3 separate regions of the Homo sapiens genome follow, and regions 2 and 3 are each linked to region 1. A link is a contact called in ENCODE Hi-C or POLR2A ChIA-PET data. All regions are on one chromosome and are shown on one strand. Each heading gives the region's core, a stretch centred on a gene start or an enhancer-like site at or near the end of the contact. The rest is flanking DNA. Distances are from core to core; before and after follow the strand shown. Region 1 has its middle 170 kb from the start of ICOS. Region 2 overlaps PARD3B (par-3 family cell polarity regulator beta). Region 3 has its middle 57 kb from the start of RAPH1.

The links. A loop is a pair of places that touch in the nucleus more often than their neighbours do. ChIA-PET counts read pairs that join two places held with the same protein, here RNA polymerase II (POLR2A). Pooled maps may share reads with other maps.
Region 2: a map of endothelial cell of umbilical vein shows a loop between it and region 1 (2.1-fold over the local background). The contact joins two enhancer-like sites. A Hi-C loop is called at or near these places in 1 of 168 maps with a recorded cell type or tissue (endothelial cell of umbilical vein) and 4 of 50 pooled maps. POLR2A ChIA-PET finds 5 or more read pairs at or near these places in 1 of 52 experiments (activated CD4-positive, alpha-beta T cell).
Region 3: a loop to region 1 is called in a map with no recorded cell type, with 3 times the contacts of the local background. The contact joins two enhancer-like sites. A Hi-C loop is called at or near these places in 4 of 37 single-sample maps with no recorded cell type and 7 of 50 pooled maps.

What each region holds. Positions count from the first base shown.
Region 1 is chr2:204,107,926-204,112,765 of GRCh38, forward strand. No RefSeq gene overlaps it. Among named protein-coding and RNA genes, the nearest start is that of ICOS, 170 kb to the left of the region's middle. Within about 2 kb of position 2,531, at least 13 of the 41 ENCODE cell types and tissues checked have a DNase peak (open chromatin) inside an H3K27ac peak, as active enhancers do; they include endothelial cell of umbilical vein, where a contact is called at or near this core.
Region 2 is chr2:205,023,202-205,028,041 of GRCh38, forward strand. All of the region lies in intron 3 of PARD3B (par-3 family cell polarity regulator beta), which reads left to right. Among named protein-coding and RNA genes, the nearest start is that of PARD3B, 480 kb to the left of the region's middle. Within about 2 kb of position 2,075, at least 11 of the 41 ENCODE cell types and tissues checked have a DNase peak (open chromatin) inside an H3K27ac peak, as active enhancers do; they include endothelial cell of umbilical vein, where a contact is called at or near this core.
Region 3 is chr2:203,589,415-203,594,254 of GRCh38, forward strand. No RefSeq gene overlaps it. Among named protein-coding and RNA genes, the nearest start is that of RAPH1, 57 kb to the left of the region's middle. Within about 2 kb of position 2,382, at least 2 of the 41 ENCODE cell types and tissues checked have a DNase peak (open chromatin) inside an H3K27ac peak, as active enhancers do.

The DNA.
Region 1 (4,840 bases), core at 1,281-3,780:
GACTATAGAATGAAATACTCAAATGCTGTATTCTTTTCTCATGTCTGATGAAGATACCTGTGCCATGTATTTTTTAAAATCAAAGTTAAGCCTGCGCAGTTGGGTTCAGTTTAGCTACATGAATTGTTCTAACCCTCATGTTGAAGTCAAATGGTTTCTTCAATGCATTTTTTTTCTGATAAAGAATAAAATAGTGTATATTTTGTAATACCTAGAAAAGAAGTTTTAAAATGTTCTCAACACAAAGAAATGATAAAAATTTAAGGTTTAGATATCCTAAATGCCCTGATTTGATCATTACACATTGTATACATGTATGAAAGTATCACATGTACACCAAAAATATGTACAATTATTATTTATCAATTAAAAATATTTTTTAAGAAGGCAATGAGGTCTTCTTATTTTTCCTTGTAGCCTCAGTATTGACTATGACCACTGAGAAAGCCAAAATCCCCACTCATTCACGGAATGTGGGGGTGGGACCAACCCCCCGAGAATTTCCCTAATCTTCCTCCAGGTGTCAGCACAGGCCCACTCATCTTCCCTCCCACCCCACCCCCTCCTGTCCATTCATAAAGTGGAGGGTGATTTGTGGTCTGCCTCACTGTGATTGTAGAGGAAAACAGCCATCTTTGCTTGTCTCTGCACTAGATTTGTTTTTCTAATTTCTTTTTACTTGAAGGTTTACCAGCTGCTTTATTACCAGAGCGAGGCTTCCTTGCAGTCTCTTTTCTTTTTCCTCTCCCCCTCTGTTCCCCTCCTTTTTGTTCCTAGAGACAATCAGTGTCTCTGGTCCCAGCTGCCACTGCTGATTTTTCATTACAGTTTAATTTAAAACTGGGATTGGAATGGAAATGTCTTTTTGCCATTTGGGGTTTGTGAGGCCTGTGGTTTTATTGCCAAAGGCACAAATGTTAGTTACTACTGTTTTTCCAGAGTTTGCTGGGGAGGGTGAAGGGGTATAGGAGAGTAGGAGGGAAGAAAGACAGACTGACCTAGTGGAAGTGGGAGGGAAACTGGAGGGGGAAATCCCTCTTTCGGAAGGCAACTTTATTCTGCGAATTGTTTTGTTTGATGTTTTGAAGAATACGAGTTGGGTCACGAGGAGGGAGAAATGGCGTAGGATCTCCCCAAATGTGTATTTATGTAGGCTAAATATTTGTCAGCCCTGGAAATGAGATGGCTGAGGGAGGGACGATCACACAGACACAATTTGGAACTAGCACCAATGTAGAGAAAATGGTTTTCTTTTTAAGTAATAGTAACGTCTGTGGCTGATTCACTTGACCACAGCCGTAAATGGGAATACCCAAGGAAGGACTAAACGGTATCTAACCTCAGAGGAAACAAGCTCTACATGTTTCTATGCTCTCACCTAAAAGGAGACATCAGGCATCTATCTGCACTAGCTTCTGTGTTCTCTCTCCTTTTATATTTCTTGGACTCAAGTCCTAGGATTTATTTACAAGCCTCCCTCCAGTCGTATCCCAGTCCAGCTACACAATTAATGTTTCCTATAATCTCTTAGAAGGTTCTTAGTGAATGATTGTTTTGATCAGATTAAAACTAAACAGTCTGCTAAAATTGATGATGTTTTTACCTATCTAAGTGTAAAATTAAGAAGGAAGGACATTCTTATTTGAAAGTAATCATGCAGCAGGCGGTGGAGAGAAGCTGAGGCATTTGCACACCTTGATTTCAATATTTAGCACTGACATTGGAGGCAGTTGTTTCCTGGTTGGGGAGGAATCTACAGAAACCGGAATGTCTTATCTGTCTTGCTAAAAACAATTACTGTCTCTCCTCCCAGCAAGAATCCCGCTCCTCCTGGATACACCAGTTTTGGATGTCAAACCGAATGCTCCATTATCTCTACAGATCGCGCTGACTCTTCACACTGTGGAACATTTCAACCTCCTCTCCAACTGGCCTCAGGCGGCTGTCGGACTGGTGAACTTGTCTGGGGTAAACACATCTCCCTGTCACAGAGCAGCCCAAAGACTCAGCGTGCTTTGCGGGTGCTTAAGGCCTTGTGCTGCCAGTCTGCACATTTTGTGTGCTCTTGGTTAATCGGGACATTTTATCCAAAAGCACATTTCGGCCAGGCTTCCTCTCCTGCAGACTCACCCCCATCCACTCCTTCCCCACCTGTCTAGGGTGTTCTGTTTCCCTGCTGCAGGGCGGAGGGCAGCGGTCCAGGAGCCCCACAATCATCCCCAGTTTCCAAAACTGTTGTGGTTGCCTTTGCAGTTCACACGGACATTCTAGTGGTTGGAATTTGCTCACAGAAGACATTCTACTAATAACAGGGGAGATAGTTCTCATTTGTCTAGTTCAGAGTTCATAGCACACAAAGGGGGAAAGAAAATAATAATAATGGAAACCGTTTTAACCCCACCAGCTGCCCCGCCTCCATCACAACAACAGAAACAAGAACAACAACGACAACTCCCTCACCCTGTGCCCTGTGTGGTTAACTCCAACACAACCACAGCCCCCGTGCCGGAAGCTGTGTGTGGCTGAACGTCCCGATGTGATACTGAAATATGTGTAGAGGAAATGCCTCTTCTGACCCCTCAGTGAAGCTTGAAACTTGAAGGAGCTGATTGACATTTGAAGAAAGCAGCTATTTTTGTGTGTGTGCAATTTTCCCGGATGAAGAAAATTGTCCAGCTCTCCCTCTCCGTTGCTCAGCCCTCCCCCAGAGGCTACATCTCATACCAAGCAGTGGGCTCTAAGGGCAGGTCTGCTTGTGCTGTGAGGACACAGGTGACGTCTTTAAGGACCTTCTTTCCTGCTCCAGTATACCACATGTTGTGGTCAGCTCCCTGTAAGGCAGATATTGCAGCCACCTTTTCTTTCCAGGTTTACCAAAATAAATGCAGGGGGAACTATGGATGGAGCATTTTTTGCCCTGTTTGACAGGAAAGTGGCTGTTTGATCTTCCTTTGTGCTATAGGAATCTTCAGAAATCTCTTGGAAAATCTCATAAACCTATGTTAGTGGCCACATATGGGATCCATTAACTCCTCATTTCTGCTTGTTCTTAGCAAATTTTTGTCTGGTGACAACATAAAAACTTTGGATTGTTTTTGTTTTGCTTCACACCAGAGAGAACTCTGTTGACTGGCTTTAGTTTTGAGAAAATATTCAGCAAAAAGCAGACCGGGTTTGGAGTGAAATAACTAATTCTAAGTAAAGCTTGGTGGAACATTTGGTTCATGAGGAAGTAGGGGGACATTTTTCTTCTTTGGGTTTCAGGGGGATTCCAGAGTTGCCAGTGTTCTGGGAAGACGTCTCCTTTTCTGATGAAATTGAATAAGAAATCCGGGCTTTCTTCCTATCTCCAACTATGTGTATGGTGTGATTTTGGAATAGTGGAGTGGTCTCTCTTAGTTTCTCAATGTTTGTTTTCTAAATAGAGGACAAAGCAGCAACATACTCTTTTGCAAGACACGCCAATATCCTTAGATAAAAAGGTGTTAAATAATGACATCATACCAGTATTTGGAACTAAAATTACTCGTGTATGACAAAAACCAGATTGGAGGATGTTAACTCAAAGTAGACAGAGAGAAATTTAGAAGAAAATTGGCTTTTATTTTTCTGTTTTAAGTAATTAATAAATGAAACACAACAATCTGCGCTTTCACCCACAGGCAGCATCAGGGGACATCAAACATTGCCTTTGAAGTGGGCCCCCAGTAGGGAGGACCCCACTGTTCAGGCTACTTTATAGTGGTAATATACTGTCTGGAAAAAACAGATGCCAAGAAATTGTGCAGATTGTATCTCTGAGCATCTGAAACCCTAAAACTTCAGGGGGCCAAGGAAGGTCCCAGCCCTTTGATTTTTTTTCTCTTAAAAAAAAAAATTGGCCTAAAGTATTAAATTGAAACAGGCACTTCATTTCTTTCCTTCATTTCTCCCTTCACCTCAGGAGACCTACGTTAAATTCCACTTAGATCACAGCTAGATGTGGGTTTGATGGTCTCAAGCCACCTTTTAACTGTACGTTCATCCCATAAATAGAAGACGAATAAAGATGTCAAACTTCATCCATATGATATTCTGACACACGTGGCTCTCTCTGTTAAAGAGGAGCTCAGATGAAGATGGGCTACAATGGATTCTACAGAGCAGAGAACTGCAACAAACCACAGTGAATTTGCACACATAAACAAGAGCAGTGTGGATTACAAGACGGTAGTTGGCAGAGATTCACTTGTCAATGTCGTTCTGAATGGATGTTTGCAGAAGGACAGCAATTGGGCTGGTGAATTCAGTGTGGGCCACTTTCCTAAAGCCATCGTCATCAAACTTTGTGTTTAAATGTCTGTTTTCCAGGGCAAGCCAAGTAAGGCCTATGCTTAAAACAAGGTGTTTTGAAATCAGATTTAGCTCTTCATGTTCTGAGTAAAGATACAGGGATACTAATTTGGGGATTATGCTATTAAGATTTACACATTTATCTGTGTCCTAACTAGGCAAAGAACCAAATCTAACAACTGGAAAGCAAGAAATATACTGCCAAATATTGGTAATTTCTTCCCTGGAATACTCATGGCTATTTTTAGTTTGTTAATGTAAAAAGCAGTGAGATGAAAAGTGAAGTGATCTGTTTCCAGAAGAAAAACCGGTCAAATCTTCATTAATAATTCCTGTAGAACGCTCCATGGGCCTTTATCTGACAGCGTGACAAGCTGAACTAAACAACAGAGACTGTAGGAATGTAAAAGACATAATCTTAACACCAAACCTTCTGAAGATTTGGCTGTCATTTTACATTAAAGGCAAAGGGTAAAAACCTCCATTGAACAGACAGAGTTTGCAGCAT
Region 2 (4,840 bases), core at 825-3,324, 910 kb after region 1:
GAGGAGAGGTGGTGATCCCACTGGGCAGGATTGCAGAGAAGGCTTTGTTTTCAACACCATCTGGCACATGGTTGGCACTCATTAACACAGCACAATGTCGATTAAAATAATAATTGTACGTGGCAGCAATGCTGCTTAGACAGGTCCCCACCTTTGGCCTTCCAGCAAAGGAAATTGAAGAAAGAGAAGGCTGAGGAGTTGCCTCTGGTAACTCTGGTCTCTGGGTTTGCATCTTTCTTCATGCCCACACCTTTTTTTTTTTTTTTTTTTTTGGTAAAGAAGCTACTTTTTTAAATGTATGTATTTATTTTTATTTTTAGCAGCAGTACCCCCCCACCCCCCGCCAAATCCCCCTGTTTTTTTAAACTGGGAATACCATGAGTCTGACCTTGTTCGCAGTTCCCAAGGACCCTAATTACAGAGCTCCGGCTGTAGCTGGACTCCCAATTCAATACTGCAGCCAGGAAATATTTGCTGAAAGGGGATTCTATGCAGTCATATTTCTTCTGCAACTTGAATTATATATAATTAAGAGTTTTAGGCTTTTCTCTTTTAAAGGATGCATGGATGAACTCAATCATTCAGGTGCTGAGTTAAGACTACACTGCCTTTCCTTAAAAAAACAGATGTGTATTTACTTCGGCAGCTCCAGATCTTGACTCTGGTAGCATCTACTTGATTTGCTGTTTGGGGGATAGGAGTGCAGATTTTTGAAAGAAATTGTTTGAGTTTGAATCCTGTTTCTACCATATACTAGGTGTGTGGTGAGGAGAAAATCCCTTAACTCTTGGTCTCCCTTTTCTTCACTGCTGCTATGGTGGTAATAGTCATCCCTAAGCTTTAGGATTTCTGTGAATATAAACAAACATGTAATACACTAAGAATAATGCCCAGTGCAGGGTGAGCTCTTGATATGCATTAGCTATGATCATGTATGCCTCACCATCATTTTCTTTCTTTCTTTTTTTTTTTTTTTTTTTTTTGAGATGGAGCCTCACTTCTGTCGCCCAGGCTGGAGTGCAGTGGCGCGTTCTTGGCTCTCTGCAACCTCTGCCTCCTGGGTACAAGTGATTCTCCTGCCTCAGCCTCCCAAGTAGTTGGGATTACAGGTGCACCCCCACCACACCCGGCTAATTTTTGTATTTTTAGTAGAGATGGGGTTTTGCCATGTTGGGCAAGCTGGTCTCGAACTCCACACCTCAGGTGATCCACATGCCCCAGCCTCCCAAAGTGCTGGGATTACAGGCCTCACTGTTATTTTCTGCAAGAGTTTATTCTTCCTCCAGATTGTGCCTCATACCTATTTAAATTTTTTATTCCCAAATGATAGGATTTACTAGTTGTAGTGATGTAGGTAGTGGTTATGTGGACATTTGTCCAGATATGTTGATCAACTTTTTTTGGTAGGACACTATTATTTAATTCCTTGTCATGCTAGACCAAGGTTAGAAGAAGCCAATTGATGTGGGTAATTTCCTCATAGATCTATAATACCTTCATACCATAATAATTAATGAAGCACATCATTTGTTTCCAGAGCAGATTATGCATATCTTAAACAAAAGAAATAAGTTGTATATTTCAAGCCTATAGGTAAGCACTATAACTAATGATCATGTGGTTTTCTCTGGTTGTGGAACCATAAACAGCATGCCCTCTGGCACTGTAATGATTTGTGTTCTATAATACTCAGTGTAACCATGGTTTTTATTCTGTTTGCCGTTTGGTATGTGGAAAAGCCTTCAAGAAACTGGCTTTTTGCAGGAGTGTTTACATATCATTCATGCCACCAAGAGAAGATGACCGACATTTTAGATGCAGAAGAAAGATTAAATGCATTCAGTTTAACTAGCGGCACTAAAAAGGGCTGCATCTTTGTATTGTTGCTGTTTATCTTCTTTCCAGCAGTGGAATATTGAGCTTCCCCAGGCTGTGATTCAGGTATTAATGCCGATTTTAGGTCGGGCAAGAGTGTGTTCAGTCTGCGGCACTTAGATAGCAAAGGCAAACTGCTCACGGCTATTAGTCAGGAGTTTCTGTATGCCAGTGATTGCATGCTTGTGACTCATAATCAGGGTGATTCACAGCAACCGTTAGATGGGCTTGCTGTGGCTGTGTTTTTCGTTTGGACTGCTGTCATTGCCAAAAGTGTCAGCCTTTCTCCTACAGATCTGACCGTGTGACACATGCACAGTGCCCTTTGGTTGTGCTGAATGGCTCACCACTAACATCATGGCTAAGTTTTATTATCTTGGAGGAATTGTCTCTCACAGTGAGTCCCAATTAGACAAATGAATTTTGTGTTGTTTTCTTTCTGAAGTGTTACTCTGGGATTGTTGACAGAATTTGTGCCACAGTGTTCTCTTGGGCAGTCTGAATTCCAGATTCTCTATCTTGGTTTAACTATGCTCTCACTTGAGAATCAGCAAGGAGATGTCATGTTATCTGTTTTTCTGTATACGTGGAGCTGTATCGGTGGTCTGGGTTCCTGCTGAGCAGATACATAAATAACCACACGTCTCTCTGGGTTTAATACCAGCCCGGTTCTGACATCCAAGGCTGACTCCTATTCCATGTTTTGCCCCAACCACCGAACACGATGCTCTGACCCCTCAACACACAGATGCCTTGTACCTGACCTAATAAGTTGAGTCAGCAACCTGTATTTCTGATTTGTCCATTAATTCTGTGTGTCCTGGTTGAGACCCACTTGCATTTCTGCATGCTTGCTTAACCTACGCCTGTCACAACTACCTCTGTTCCTTTTTGAACTTAACAAACATTTATACAGCCCGCGGTACGCTAGGGTCTGAGCATACAACTGGGAAAAGATAGATAGGATCTCTGTTCTCATGAAACTTCCCTTCTGGCTCTTAGAAGTTATACATGTAAACAAATGCACAAGAGTCTCTCTGATGGTAACAATGCAATGAAGAAAATGAAACAGGATAAAGGAATAGAGAGCAAGTAACTATGACAGGGCTATTCTGAGAGTAGAGGGAAAGGTGGGAGAACATTCTACGCAGAGGGACCAGCTAGTACAAAGGCACTAGGGCAGTCTGGGTGAATTTGGAAAGATAGAGAGCCAAGGAGGCCAGGGTGGCTGCAGTGTAGTGGGTGGGCAGAGAAGAGCCAGATGAGACAGAGTCAAGCCTGATATAGACAGTCTTTTTTCTATTTTATTTTAAAATATTTAATTTACAAATAAAAATTGTATAAATTATACATGTACAGGGTGATGATTTGATCTGTGCATGCATTGTGTACTTATTACCACAATCAAATCAACACATTCATCATCATCCTTAGTTACCATTTGTGCATGTGTCTATATGGTGAGGGCACTTAAAAATCTTCTGTCATCAAATTTCAGGTAAACAACACAGTATTATTAACTATATTTAATGCTGTACATGAGATCCCCAGAATTTATCCATCTTGTAACTGAAGGTTTATACCCTTTGACCAACTTCTCAACACTTCCTCCAACCCTTCATCCATGGCACCCATGATTCTACTGTCTGCTTCTATGATTTAAACTGTTTTAGATTCTGCATATGATTGAGATGAGATACTCTTTGTCTTTTGGTGTCTGGCTTATTTCGCTTAGCATAATGTCCTCCAAGTTTATCCATGATGTTGCAAATTGCAAAATGTTCTTCTTCTTATGGCTGAACGATATTCTCTTGTTTAGACACACCACATTTTCTTTATTAATTCATCAGTGGACACCGAGGTTGTTATTGTAGGTGTTATTTACACCTATCTTAGTTATTGAAGTAACGCTGTAATGAACATGAGGGTGTAGATACCTCTTTGAGATATTGATTTAAATTCCTTTGGATATATGACCAAAGGTGCAATTCCTTTGGATATATGGCTGGACCATAGGGTACTTATTAATTTACACATTTTTAATTTTTTAAGGAACCTCCATACTGTTCTCTATAATGACTGCACCAATTTCCATTCCCATCGTGCACAAGGCTTCCCTTTTCTCCACAGCCTTTCCAATAGCCAGCTGCTATCTCATCTTTCTGATAATAGCCATCCTAACAGGTATGAGGTGATATCTCATTGTGGTTTTGATTTGCATTTCTCTGATGATTAGTGATGTTGTGCACCTTTTTATATATCTGTTGGCCATTTGTATGTATTCTTTGAAAAAAATGTCTATTCATGTCCTTTGCCCATTATTAAATCTGGTTATTTGTTTTTTGATATTGAGCTGCTTGAATTTATAATATTTTTGGAGACTAATCCCTCATCAAATATACAGTTTGCAAATAATTTTTCCCAATTCATAGGTTGCCTTTTCATTTTGTGGATTTTTTTTTCCTTTGCTGTGCAGAAGCTTTTTAGTTTGGTGTAGTCCTGCTTGTTTGCCTTTGCTTTTGTTGCCTGTGCTTTTAGTGTCATATCCAAATATCATTGCCAAGATCAATGTAAAGGAGCTTTTTCACTGTGCTTTTTCCTAGGAATTTTACATTTTCAGATGTTACATTTAAGTCGTTAGTCTTTTTTGAGTTAATTTTTGTATATGAGGTAAGATAAGGGCCTAATTTCATTATATTGCATGTGTATATTTGGTTCACACAGCATCATTTATTGAAGAGACTATCCTTTCCCCATTTTGCATTCTTGGCACTCTTGTCAAAGATTAGTTGACCATATATGCACAGGTTTATTTTTGTGCTCTCTGTTCTGTTCCATTGGTCAATGTGTCTTGTTTTTATGCCAATACCATACTGTTTTATTACTGTGGCTATGTACTTTTGTAATACAGTTTAAAATCAGGGTATGATGCCTCCAGCTTTGTTCTTTTTGCTCAAGATTACTT
Region 3 (4,840 bases), core at 1,132-3,631, 520 kb before region 1:
ATTACAGGCGTGAGCCACGGCGCCCGACCTACCACTTTTTGATATCTGCTAGAGCCATCATCTTCTCCTGATCACTGGTAATCAATCTCTGACAGAAGCATAGCAGAACCATTGGAAAACAGTACTTAACTGATGGCGGAAGTGAGACAAGCTCAGTGTGGGCAAGGAGGCTGCCTATGTTATTCACCCTAATCATCTGAGTCCCTGGCAATAGTAGATCCTCAATAAAATCGTGGGTGAATAAAGCATATTTCTCCTAAAACTATAACAATTATTGTTATCAACAGAGGAAACATTTGCATGATGCTACAAAGTAAGCAAAATAAGAAACAAGCTCTCTGTGTGAAGTTAAGGTAACAGGGCTTCAGATAGTACCTTGAAAAACATTATTTAAGGTAGGGGCTCTTGCCTGTAATCCCAGCACTTTGGGAAGCTGAGGTGGGAGGATTGCTTGAGCCTAGGAGTTTAAGACCAGCCTGGGCAACATGTTGAGACCCTGCCTCTGAAAAAAAAAAAAGAAAAAATTAGCTGGGCATGGTGGTGCACGCCTGTGGTCCCAGCTACTTGGGAGGCTGAGGCAGGAGGATCTCTTGAACTCAGAAGGTTGAGGCTGCAGTGAGCCATGTTCAAACCACTGTACTCCAGCCTCGGTCTGAGGGCAAGACCCTGTTTCAAGACAAACAAAAAACAAAACAAAAAACATTATTCTTTAGTGAATATCCTGCCTTTATTTCTGAGATCACAAAGCAGTGGAGTGTCCCTGGCTTTTGAATAGATAGCGATAGTTTCTGTATGGGCAAGAATTTGTTCCTTTGCTGAATATTTTGAGAAGTGAGTATCCCATACGGAGGTTGGTGAGAATACCATATGCATCTTGATTATCCTGACAGCCCAGAAAAGGAACCAAGGTAAAATTGCTAGAGGGTAATTTTCTGTGGTCTCAGCTTGAGACTGCAAAGCAGAGCATGATAAGGGGACAAGTACCTCCGCATCTCATGGAAAGGATCTAGACTAACATCAGGTCTGGCTAACAGGTGCCCAAAACAGTTTCCACAACCTGTGGCCCCCACCCATCTCAGACAAGAGAGTTCTTTTGCAGATTTTTTTTTAAATAACAACTTTATTGAGATATAATCACGTACCATCAGATTCACCTTTTTAAGGTGTGTGATTCAGTGATTTAAAATCTATTCAGAGTTGTGCAGCCATCACCACTGTCTAATTTTAGAACACGTTTGTCATCCCCAAAAGAATCCCTGTACTCATTAGCAGTCACCCCCCATTTCTCCTCCCAGCCACTGCCAATCACTAATCTGCTGTTTCTATGGATTTGTCTGTTCTAGATGTTTCATTTGAATGGAATCATACAACATGTGACTTTTTGTGTCTGGCTTCTTTCACTGAGAACAATGTTTTCAAGCCCAGGTGTGGTGGCTCATGTCTGTAATCCTAGCACTTTGGAAGGCCAAGGTGGGCAGATTACTTGAGGTCAGCAGTTTGAGATCAGCCTGGCCAACATAGCGAAACCCTGTCTCTACTAAAAATACAAAAATTAGCCTGGCATACAAAAATGGTGGCATGCACCTTTAATCCCAGTTACTTGGGAGGCTGAGACACAAGAATCACTTGAACCCGGGAGGCAGAGGTTGCAGTGAGCCGAAATCATGTCACTGTACTCCAGACTGGGCAACAGAATGAAACTGTGTCTCAAAAACCATAATTAAAACCAAACCAAAACAAAACAAAAGTATAATGTTTTCAAGGCTCACCTATGTTGTAGCGTGTATCAGTATTTCACTTTTTTTTACAGTGGAATAATAGTTCATTGTAAAGATATACCATATTTTACTCATCCATGCATCTGTTGATGGACATTTGCATTTTTTCCACTTTGGGACTCTTATGAAGATGCTGCTATGAACATTCATTTACATTTTTTTGTGTGGTCTTAGGAGAATTTGACCTTGTTCCCTGAAGTTTGTGAGCATAGAGTATGAAGTCTGTTCCTTGTCTAGACATGGGATTGGCTGGAGCTGCACCTTAGAGCAAAGAGGAGAGCCAAGATTGTAGTGGGAGTAAGCCACAATTCTACAGTACTCAGGGTAAGTGTTGTGTTTTCTGAAGACTAGAGTGCACACTGTGGAAGATACAACCATTTTTAAAACACCTTGCCCAACAATACTATCTGTGTGGTGCATTATTTTCTGACCCAGAGCTAGGGGAGAATCATTAGTGGTCACCAGGGGAGTATATTTTCCATCTGAGAAAAAAAGGAAAGTGTTGGAGATCCCCAGTGGAGGTTGAGGGTTTTTCTAAAAAACACACATAAGCTCCCTTCAAGAGTGAGTCAGCTGGCATTTGAACATGGGTCCCACAGAACATACCAACATCCAAAGAAAACAGCACCAGCTAAATAATGAAGAACCTTTTGCTTTTTACTTCTCCTTTCTCCTCTATCCCTCACTGGGGAGGAACAACAAACCACAGAGTAACTGGGGTGTGACTGGAATAAGAACATGCTCCACTTCCCTACTGCAGGTTACTGGGACCCAGTAAGACCTGACCTGGAATGTAAGAGAGGAAGACTTGAAGAAGAAGAAAGAGTGAAGTTTGGATATTAAAGAAGGCTGAACCTGTATAGTATCTTTTTTTTGTTTTTTGTTTTTTGTTTGTTTGTTTGTTTGTTTGTTGAGATGGAGCCTTACTCTGTCACCCAGGCTGGAGTGCAGTGGTGCCATCTCGGCTCAATGCAACCTCCATCTCCTGGGTTCAAACAATCCTCCTGCCTCAGCCTCCCAAGTAGTTGGGACTACGGGTGTGTGCCATCATGCCTGACTAATTTTTGTATTTTTAGTAGAGATGAGGTTCATTATGTTGACCAGGCTGGTCTTAAACTCCTGACATCAAGTGATCTGCCTGCCTCGGCCTCCCAAAGTGCTGGGATTACAGGTGTGAGCCACTGTACCTGGTCCCATGTAGTATCTTGAAATAAGATTATTACAAAAGTGAAAAGCACTGGAAAAGTTACAGAGTTTGCTCAAGATATTGTCTGGGGTCAGGAAAAAGAGATTGGACAGAGCAAGTCTGAAGCACAAGCACGGCAGAAAAAGAAAATAAAGCCATTTCCTGACTGCACTTTATAGGGTCCTGCCTGATTAATAAACAAGCTTTTGTCAGAGTAAAGTTATCTCTGAATTGGGACTGCTTAGGGCTTCTTTAACCCTGGAACTGTGCTAAAGGTGCCTTACTGTAGCTGGGAGGTGGCATCCACTAGTGGGGCTGCCAATCAAAGGGCCTTGCCTCCCCCATTGCAAAAGTAGGTGTATGTGCAGGCTGACCAATTAGGACAACCTGTTTCCAGGTGACGGTGATGGGTCTGGAGGTGGGCACATGACTCAAGCAGGGCCAAGCAGAGTCCTTGTCTGTAGAGGGTTAGGAATGGCAAAAGTCTTTCTCTTCCTGAGATCATGAACTGTAAACATTATGCATACTTGTTGTGTCCAGAATTGTCTTTCCCTTCACGTGGTAAGAGCTTGCTGGAGAAAGAAGCCAATTCAGAGAGAAGTGAGTTGAGAGACAGAAACAGAGTCCACCTGATTCATGATTACATTGATGGAAAAAAAAAGACTCAGGGATCTGTTTTCTTTTAATTTTTTTATTATTTATTTATTGAGACGGAGTCTCACTTCCCCAGGCTGGAGTGCAGCAGCTGGATCTCGGCTCACTGCAAGCTCCACCTCCCGGGTTCACGCCATTCTCTTGCCTCAGCCCCCCGAGTAGCTGGGATTACAGGCACCCGCCAACACGCCCAGCTAATGTTTGATATTTTTAGTAGAGACGAGGTTTCACCGTGTTAGCCAGGATGGTCTCGATCTCCTGACCTCGTGATCCGTCTGCCTTGGCCTCCCAAAGTGCTGGGAGTACAGGCGTGAGCCACCGCGCCCAGCCTTTATTTTTTATTTTTAGAAGTCTTGGACCAATGGTGCACGGAGCTGAGTAAATCATACTCCTCAGTTCTTGACATACATCACTACTTGGTGTGTAAAAGACAACATTCACTTAAAAAATTACTGTTCTTCATCCAGCATTCCCTCTCTCATTCTCCTGTTACTACAGGCACCACTTAAATGTGTTTATGTATTTTTCAAAGATACATACATACCCAATAACATATATTGGCATCGTTTTGTGTATATATGTGTTTTTAATATAAATTTAAATTAAAAAGGTAATACAAATGGCATTATATTATAGATTTCACTAAGATTCTTTTTTTTTGTTTTTAACCCAGTACTGTGTTTTAAAGTTCTCACCACACTACTGTATATAACCCATTGGCCCAACTGTGGCTAGAGCTCCTAGGTTCAGTAAAGCTCCGACTACCATGAACAATGCTGTCATTGACATCTTCATGCAGGTCTAGGGATATATGCAGAAATGGAATTGCTAACACTAACTTCAGGACATTTTAATTACTGCATAATTAATGCATTCTCTTTTTGCATAAGCCATTGTTAATGAGTTTATGTGACTTTTACCCAAAGGATGCCTGGTTAATCCTTGCCTGTTGAAGGTGAAGGGTACCATGTCCTATCTGCTGGCCACCTCTAACTTTCTTAGGAGAGGCCAAAAATAAAGTAGCCTTTTTCCATGTCCCTTCAGCACTCCCAGCCATGCTTTTATTTACTTATTTATTTTTTAGAGACAAGGTCTTGCTTTGTCACCCAGGGAGGAGTGCAGTGATGTGATTCTAGTTCACTGCAGTCTCTAACTCCTGGGCTGAAGGCATCCTATTGCCTCAGGCTCTCAAGTAGCTGGGACTACAGGCAGGTATGACCAT